Linked DNA regions of Homo sapiens: all the other regions are linked to region 1. A link is a contact called in ENCODE POLR2A ChIA-PET data. All regions are on one chromosome and are shown on one strand. Each heading gives the region's core, a stretch centred on a gene start or an enhancer-like site at or near the end of the contact. The rest is flanking DNA. Distances are from core to core; before and after follow the strand shown.

Region 1 (2,700 bases), core at 86-2,585:
AGCTGTCAAACACCTTTAGATCATAACAAAGGGCTAACTGAACGGCATGATCTTTAAACCGAAAACATGATTAAACCTTTGCCTTTAAACTGAAACCATGATTAAAATCCCAACTCACCTTGTTGGCTGACACCATACCTCAGACTATCTTAATAAATGGCCTCCTAATTCTGGAAGTTTAAGAAAATCCTCAAAATGGTTTGGAAGAACCCCCCCAAGAAACATTTAAGTCTCCCTGATTAGGTCTACTTACCCAGAAACAAGGTCTCTTCAGGACTCACCGGAGAACCAACAGAATTCCTTCCCCACCCCACACACAGCCGGTAAAACTTCCAATATTTGAGTCTATCATAGACACAGTAGGCTGGGAAAATATTCCAGGGAACTTAGCATTCTGAAAGAAGTGACTACTTCAATTAGGAAAAAAATCTGAAGTTCCCTTTCAGGCCAAATCATTCTCATTCATCTTTACCAATAAAATGGTCTACATTCAAATGGTAAGTTTGATCCCCGCATCATCAATCATCCTTTCAGTTTCGTTTGATCAAATGTTGGGCATTTATACAGCTCATTTTACAAACCATACAAATCAGAAGGTAGAAGTCAGGAGGGCCTGGCACCCCTCATGCCTGCCCTCTTGCAGAGCAGTGACAGCTCCACAAATGACCTCACTCCCATTAAAGAAAAAAGGAAGGAAAGAAGGAAGAAGGAAGGAAGGAAGGAAGGAAGGAAGGAAGGAAGGAAGGAAGGAAGGAAGGAAGGAAGGAAGGAAAAAAGAAAAAGAAAAGGAAAGGAAAGGGGAAGGAACAGAGGGTGCTGGAGAATAGGGAAGAAAGGTCTGTTCTGGGAAACAGAACAGTAGGGGTTTTGGAATGCTCAGTGTCTTAGAACTTAGACTAAAGACTGGAAACACCAGCTCAGGGAATATTCCATCGTGGTCATCTGATTGCTGGAACATGAAACTTGGAGCACATCTGCAGTGAAATGGGGGAGGAATAAAGATACTGAAAGGACATTCTCCAGAACCATGAGGACAGAGAGACTTCAGCAGAAAATAGGCCACTAGTATTTTGGGGTCCTGCTTCAGGAGCAAAACTTTGGTCCAGAGAGGTTTAGGGCTGGGTTTTTTTTTTTTTTTTTTTCACTTTGATTTCTGAGGTCACTGAAGGACCATGGGTAATAAGGTCAATTTGTGCTGATTTATAAAAATCAGCCTTCTGACTTCAGAGCTGTGGCACACATTATTTTAGACTCTGAGGTCATGTTAGTCACAGGTGTTGGGCTGGCCTGGCCTGAGGAGCAGGTCGACACACCCTCTGGGCGCTGAGGGACACAATGGGGACGGCATCTTCACTTTCTTCCTTCCGGTCCTTCCTGAGTGCTTGCAAGTGAGCCCAACCCTTACTTCTCTAAAAGAGGCTCACACCCCATCTACATACCTGGACACTCCCTCTCCTTGCACAACAAGACCAGAGGCCTCTCCCTTCCCTTTCCCACCTCTCTTCAGTCACTTTCACTCAGACCTTTCTTTTCCTGTGAAGGCTTCCTGCTCCCTTGGCCCTCAAGCTCTGAAGACCAGTCCACAGCTTTCTGGCTCTAGGGTCCCTGCAACACCTACCACGAGCTCTCAACCTCCCCTCTCACCTAAGAAGTCCAGGCCACTGTGCTCCTAAGTGCCTGGACCGCCTCCTCAGCTGCCTTCTGCTACATGATCAAGTTTCCCCAGAACTTTTGAAAGCCACCACAGAGCTGCTCCCAGACATGTCATTCCCCTCTTCAAAACCTTCCATTGCTGGTTCCCTCACCACAACCCAACAACTGGAACTCTTCGTTGAGCTTCACTGTGCTCTCCAGGGATCCTCAAGTCCAGACCATTCTTTCAGGTCCATCCCACAGAAGAACGCATGCAAAAGTACTTAAGTCACTGGATGAAAATGCAAACCATATTACTCCATTGGTTAAAATGCCACCAGTGGTTGCAAATCCCACTGTCCCCAGGATAAAGTCCCCAATCCCTCGCACAGCTTTCAAGGCCCTGAATAGCCTGACCGGGGTGTGCTCCAGGCAGCTAAGGCTTCAGCTTCTGGGGCACATCAAGCTCCTTCCACCCACAAAGCTTTTCCACTCAATATGCTCTCGGCCTCACTCTTCTTCCTCCGTGTCTTGGCCTGGCTAAGTCCCACCCACTTGTCTCACCTTAAATGTCACTGTCTGGAGGAAGTCTTTAGTAACAATCCCCCCCCACACACCCTGAATCCCCCACTCGGGCAGCACCTGGACTTCCCCTTCGTTGCCCTTATTGCAGCTGTTCCCATTATCTGCTTAATGTCTATCTTCACTGTACATTCCATGAGGACAGAGACCGACCCCATCTGTTTTTCTAACCCCCATGTCCTTAGCACCTAGGCAAGATCTGGCTCACAGGTGAAACTGAATAAATCTTTGCTGAGTGAGTGAAGTGCTGGTGATAACCTCTCCACGGACCTGGGCCCTCTAACCCACAACACTGGCTGAAGTTTTTTTTTTTTTTTTGAAACAGACTCTTGCTCTGTCACCCAGGCTAGAGTGCAGTGGCGCGATCTCGGCTCACCGCAACCTCCACCTCCTGGGTTCAAGTGATTCTCCTGCCTCAGCCTCCTGAATAGCTGGGATTACAGGTGCCCACCACCGTGCCCAGCTAATTTTTATATTTTTAATAGA
Region 2 (2,700 bases), core at 163-2,662, 310 kb before region 1:
GACGAGGACAGAAGCTCCAAGACACACCAACAGTGAAAATGAGTCGAGGAACCGTCTGTATAGTATATATCACATTTGTGTTTTCAAAAGTTGTGTGTTTGGAAGCGGGAGGATATTTTAGCTTATTTGCAGGTTTGCTTATGGAACAGCTCTGGAAGACTCTGCAAGACTCTGGTGACAATGGCTCCCCCAGAGGAGGGAACCGGCTAGCAGGGGATGGGGTGGAGTGAGAGAGACCTTTCACTGTGTGTCTCACCCTTTGGGAGCTTTCATATTTTTATAAAATATAAATATATGACTATATTACTATTCAAAATTACAGTTTGAAAAAAGCACCCTGCCTTGGGAGCTGCTGTGGGATAATAATAATCGTTTCCTGCGCTTCTCAGGAGGATTACTTGAGATGATGTATGTCAGCTGCTTAGCTCAGGCTCAGCGTGGCACTCCATGAGGTGAGTCGCATCCCTGTCACTGCTGCTCCAGGAAACAGCAGAGAGGGCCTTGGCCTGTGTATTCGGTTCCCAGGGTTCTCGTAACAAAGTACACAAACTGCGTGGCTTAAAACAAGAGAAATTCCTTCTCTCACACTTCTAGAGGCCAGAAGTCTGGAGTTGTGGCCGGGCCCTGCTCCCTGGGAAGGCTCTAAGGAGGAACCCTCCCTTGCCTCTCACTGCTGCTGGTGATCGTTGGTTCCCTGCATTCCTTGGCTTGCGGCTGCATCACTGCAGTCTTTGCCTCTGTTGTCACACAGCCTTCTACCTTCAGTGTGTCTGTCTTCACGTGGCCTTCTTACAAGGACACCAGTCATTAAATTCAGAGCCTACAGTAATCCAGTACGACCTTGACTTGTTAATGACATCTGCAAAGACCCTATGTCCAAATAAGGCTACATTCACAGGTACCGGGTAATTCCGAGGACACCATTTAACCCAGCTGAGCCTGGCAGTTAATATTCTCACAACCACAAACTCATCCGTGACCCAGGTGAGTCCCTTCTCATTCTGGGCATCTGGTTTCCACCTATAAAATGAAAGGGGTGACTGGAGTCGCTCTAGGCCCCAGCCCAGCCCAGAAGCACTGGGTGTCCTTAGACACTCCTGGACCGGGTCTCAGGTAGGTAAGCCGGGCATCAGGAACAGGACTGAGGAGGCCGAGGCCTGTGTGTGTTTCATGTTGCTGCAGGCGAGGGACGTGCACTGGCTGTCACTGCAGACACTGCAGCCATTGCTGAGGATTTCTGAAGTCCTGAGCCCCTAGGTTCCTGGGAACAATGAAGCTTGAACTCTGTGGCCAGAATCATAGCCCAGAGCTATACTAAGACTCAGTCCTGCCCAGCCCCCTTTTATCACCTAATTCATGGCACAAGTGCAAACTCACATTCTTGTCCAAAGAGGAGTTGGAACAAACTGGATTTAGCGCAGCAGATTCTGAGGGACATCTGAGGTCATGAACTGAGCGGGCGTGTGCTGCTGAGTCAACTCACACAGGCTGCCAGGTACCATCCTCAGACTCCGCAGGAGAGGGTGGGGAATGGGAGAAACTGGAAGAAGCTTCCAAGAGGAATTTGTGGCAAACCTGCTTTACCGTGTTGGTTCCCTTTGGGTAACCAGATTGCAATAAAAACAACAAAGACACTCTCCTCGTGTATGAGAACTTCACACCTCATGAAAAGCTTTATACCTGTTCGCTTGTTTGATTTGATTCTAAAAAGTTGTGTGCAAACAGGGACTTTGATTGCAGTTTTCCAGATAAAGAAACTAAAGCTCAGAGTGGTGCCACACAGGGTCCCTCCCAGGGGCTGCTTCTGATGGCTCATTCAGGAGGGAGACCTTTAGAATTACTGCCCAAATCTCCACCCCAAGGCACCCAACACAGTGTCAGCGTAATCATCTTCCATGGGGACACTCTGTTCTCACATTCTTGTGTAAAGTATGAATACCTGCATTTTATGGAAGATTGCTATTTGTATTGATTTATAACATACAATATAAATGAAAGCAGTGTGTTTGCTATGCAAACACAGGTTCAAGACCAGCCCAGAAGACCCCTCCCAGCACCTAAGCCGTTCCAGATGGGCCTCCTGGAGTGATCACAGTTGTTCTGACTCACAGGAGGCCAGCCAGGATGCTGCCAGGGAGGCTGCCTGTGTGAGCACGCCGTCTGCAGAAGGCAGTCTCACTCTGCTAAGACAGACAGCTTAGCGCCGGGCTCCTGCTGAGGACACTGCCCCGGGGAGAAACCCTGGGCCACCCCACTCACTGTTCTAGTCCCGGGCGGGGCCGGCAGGGCCTGGGCAGGTCAGACTTTGCTGTGGGGCTGGTTTCCACAGTGAGGGAGGAGCCGGTTCCGCTGCTGACTGGTGGGCAGCTCAATGCTTTGGCCAGTCAATGACATGGCCATTAGGCAAATATTTGGGGCTTGATTTTGGTTATGGTTTTTAAAATAGAAAATGAATAAATTAGGCTTGGGGAAGTGGTGTTTTACAGTCACGTGGGAGGAACAGGCATTGAATCTGATTGTCCTTGGGCTGCAGCTAGAATTGCAGCCTCGCCTCTGTGGCATTTAGGCGTTGGCTTAACCACAAATCACAGACCAGAGAAGGCCTCAGTGTCAGAGAAAGGCCTGGAAAGAAGGAAGCAGACACAGAGAGCCACGGACTCACCCAAGGTCACACAGCTCATATCGGGTGATTGAACTGTG
Region 3 (2,700 bases), core at 188-2,687, 360 kb after region 1:
CACCACCAAGCAGTAGTTCCTTTTATGGTCCTAAATAAGATCCTTTATCCAGGAATGCCCTAGGTTCCTATATTCTGAGATTTCACAAACATCCTCATTTTAGCTTCTGACTACCAATTTCAATGGTAACTTTTCTTAAGCCTTATTTTCAGAAAGTAGAGTCCTTCTATTTTTAGTATCTTGCAACGCCCAAGCCCCCGTGCACTTCTAACCCACTACAGATACTGTACTGCAACATTTTCTCCGTGCATAAACGCCTACCTTTCTTTTTTTAAAGGCTAGTATATTGTTCCATTATACAAACGTACCGTAATTAATATTTCACCAGCTCTTACTAATGGACTTCCGGTCGTTTCCAATTATATTATAAATATTACATACAATGCTCAGGTCAACAACTTTTTACATGTGTATCTTTAGCGTATGCAAGAGCAACTAAATTACCACTGGGTCATTTCAAGTTGCTCCTCTTTGAACTGTTTTGAGCTTAGATCTATCTCTGAACAGGAACAAAAACTAGAAAGCACCCAAAACTCTGGTTGCAGATGCAGAAATACAGTGTGGCACAATGCTAATGGGGGAAATGGTCTCTTCTTTGACGGATCGCCTATTAGCTTGAGACTAGATCTTAAAGGGTTCCCAAAGCAAGAAAATACACTGTAATTATCGAAGAATTTTAGATACCTCAGAGATGAGGTTAAGAAATAGTAAAAGCTTAACAGTCGAAGATCTGAAGCTTCAATTTCATTCTTTGATGTTCCCGATTACAGAAAGTTCAAAGATGATGTTTAAAAATATTATATATGCCCAAATGCTTAAAAAAAAAAAAGGAAGCATGATAAACGTCATCGCCCAGCCTTCTTAAAGATCGCTCCCACCCGCGGCTAGCCGGGCAGGAGAAGAGACTCGAGCGGCACCCGAGCCGCATCCACGCCGCCCGCCCGCCCCTGGGGTCTGGGTAGGTAACGGGCCCGGCGGGAAGGAGGGGCTCCCAGGCCGTCCCTCCCAGCGCTCACCTCAGCTCCTCGTCGACATTCCCGCGGGGCTGTTCGGCCGACGCCACCATAGAGGAAGTCGTAGAGGTCTTGTTCTTCAAGATCCCCTTGATGGGCCGGTGCGAGGCCGTCGAGGCCGCCATTGCCGGGCGCTCCGGCTGTCGGCTCAGGGTCGCTGCTTGGCGTGGGGTCCGCGAAGAGAAGGGTCGGCACAGCAGAGACTCGCAGGCAGCCGCAGATCCCGCTCAGGGCTAAAGCGGCCGCAACTGCTGCCTCGGAAACGGCTACCGCAGCGGTTGTCACGACACAACGACCCCGACGCCAGAGCCAACGCCGAACGGGTGGCGGCTACTCGCGCACCCTTAGCCACTGGCACTTGACCCGCGGCTCGCGGAGAGACGCCGGCCTAGAGCTCCAGCGCAGGAGCGACGCGACGCCGAAGCCAAGCGGACCCGCCCTCTCGCGATATCTAGGGAGGAGGCGGGGAGAGGGCGGGGCGAGAACAAAGCCGACCTCCTCGCCCCGCCCCCTCCGTCCCGCCCGGGCTGCTCGCCCCGCCCCCGCGCGGCGCTGGGAGGCGGGAGCTGTCTCTGAGAACCTGCGGGAGAGCGCCCGGGCTTGCTGCTTCCCGGACCCGCGCGTCTCTCGAGCACCCTCGTCCCACCACCTTGTGAGGCCGTAGTGTTATTTTTATTTTTTAGATCAGCAGACTGAGACTCGAGGTGACGTCACTCCGCAGAGAGGTTAGCTGACTTGAAGAAAACGGGTATCTCCTCTTTCCATTTCGCCCGTGTAAACAGCCGAACTGCCTATTATAAAAGCATGGACTGCCAGCATTGGAGTGGTCCTTAGAGGCCTATTATGAAATCATAGAATGTCTGCATTGGAATCGCCTCACCTCCTTTTACCGCTGGAGAAGCCGACGGACAGACGGGCAGCGACCCCCGCCGTCGCACAACCCGTCTAGGCAGAGAGCGCAGGAGACGGGAGGGCGGCAGGGACACATCTCCCAGCCAAGGACCTCCTGGGCCCGCAGAGGCCGCGACAGGTTCCCCCCACAGAGGGAACCAACTCTGCCGCAGGTTGATGTGGACTTCAAGCCTGCAGAACGGAGAGCCCATTTCCATTGCTTAAAGCCACCTCGTGTGTGGTATTTGTTATGGTCCCTGTACACTCCCTTCCCTCCCTCTCCCAAGTCCAGTCCGCAGCTCGCTCATCACCAGGCTCTTTTCCATGACTCTTTCTTGATCAGGCCTTTTTATCGTCCTCACCACAGGTTAGAGCACAGCAGACTGAGCCACCCAGAACTGGCCCCTCCGGTGGACCAGCCCCTGCGGATTCACAGACCACTGGTCCTGGAAGGGACCTTGTCAAGCAGGCCCATAAGGTGGCTATTCAGCCTGTTTCTCCAACAACCCCAGGGGCTAGAAGCCCGCCACACCCCCGTGTAACTCATTTTGTTTTTGGACAGCTCTGACTCTGGGAGTTCTTAGATTGAGCTGACACCTCGCTCCCAGCAATGTCTGTCCACTGCTGTGGGGGGTGAGAGGAAGCGTTTTCCCCTATCTAGCCCCTATAGCAGCAGTTTCACTCCCATGGCTCATCTCTGGACCACAGTCTCATCTTCTTTAACACAGGCTCTGTGCCTTTTGAGGATGACCCTGTTCTGTGTCCTTAGGACTCTGCCCCTCAGGGATGACTGTAG

Evidence for each region. ChIA-PET counts read pairs that join two places held with the same protein, here RNA polymerase II (POLR2A).
Region 2: POLR2A ChIA-PET joins it to region 1 with 26 read pairs in PC-9. The contact joins two enhancer-like sites. POLR2A ChIA-PET finds 5 or more read pairs at or near these places in 4 of 52 experiments (HEK293T, IMR-90, MCF 10A and 1 more).
Region 3: POLR2A ChIA-PET joins it to region 1 with 10 read pairs in MCF 10A. The contact joins the promoter of PPP1R2 here to the enhancer-like site in region 1. POLR2A ChIA-PET finds 5 or more read pairs at or near these places in 3 of 52 experiments (MCF 10A, WTC11 and activated T-cell).

Annotation. Positions count from the first base shown.
Region 1 is chr3:195,184,381-195,187,080 of GRCh38, forward strand. All of the region lies in intron 2 of XXYLT1 (xyloside xylosyltransferase 1), which reads right to left. Among named protein-coding and RNA genes, the nearest start is that of XXYLT1-AS2, 38 kb to the left of the region's middle. RefSeq lists an enhancer at 1-1,057. Within about 2 kb of position 1,336, at least 5 of the 41 ENCODE cell types and tissues checked have a DNase peak (open chromatin) inside an H3K27ac peak, as active enhancers do; they include PC-9, where a contact is called at or near this core.
Region 2 is chr3:194,869,484-194,872,183 of GRCh38, forward strand. No RefSeq gene overlaps it. Among named protein-coding and RNA genes, the nearest start is that of LINC01972, 100 kb to the left of the region's middle. Within about 2 kb of position 1,413, at least 28 of the 41 ENCODE cell types and tissues checked have a DNase peak (open chromatin) inside an H3K27ac peak, as active enhancers do; they include PC-9, where a contact is called at or near this core.
Region 3 is chr3:195,541,888-195,544,587 of GRCh38, forward strand. It overlaps PPP1R2 (protein phosphatase 1 regulatory inhibitor subunit 2), which reads right to left and starts at 1,438. Exons shown (of 6, transcript NM_006241.8): 1 at 1,017-1,438. The coding sequence starts at 1,138. RefSeq lists a silencer at 1,410-1,649.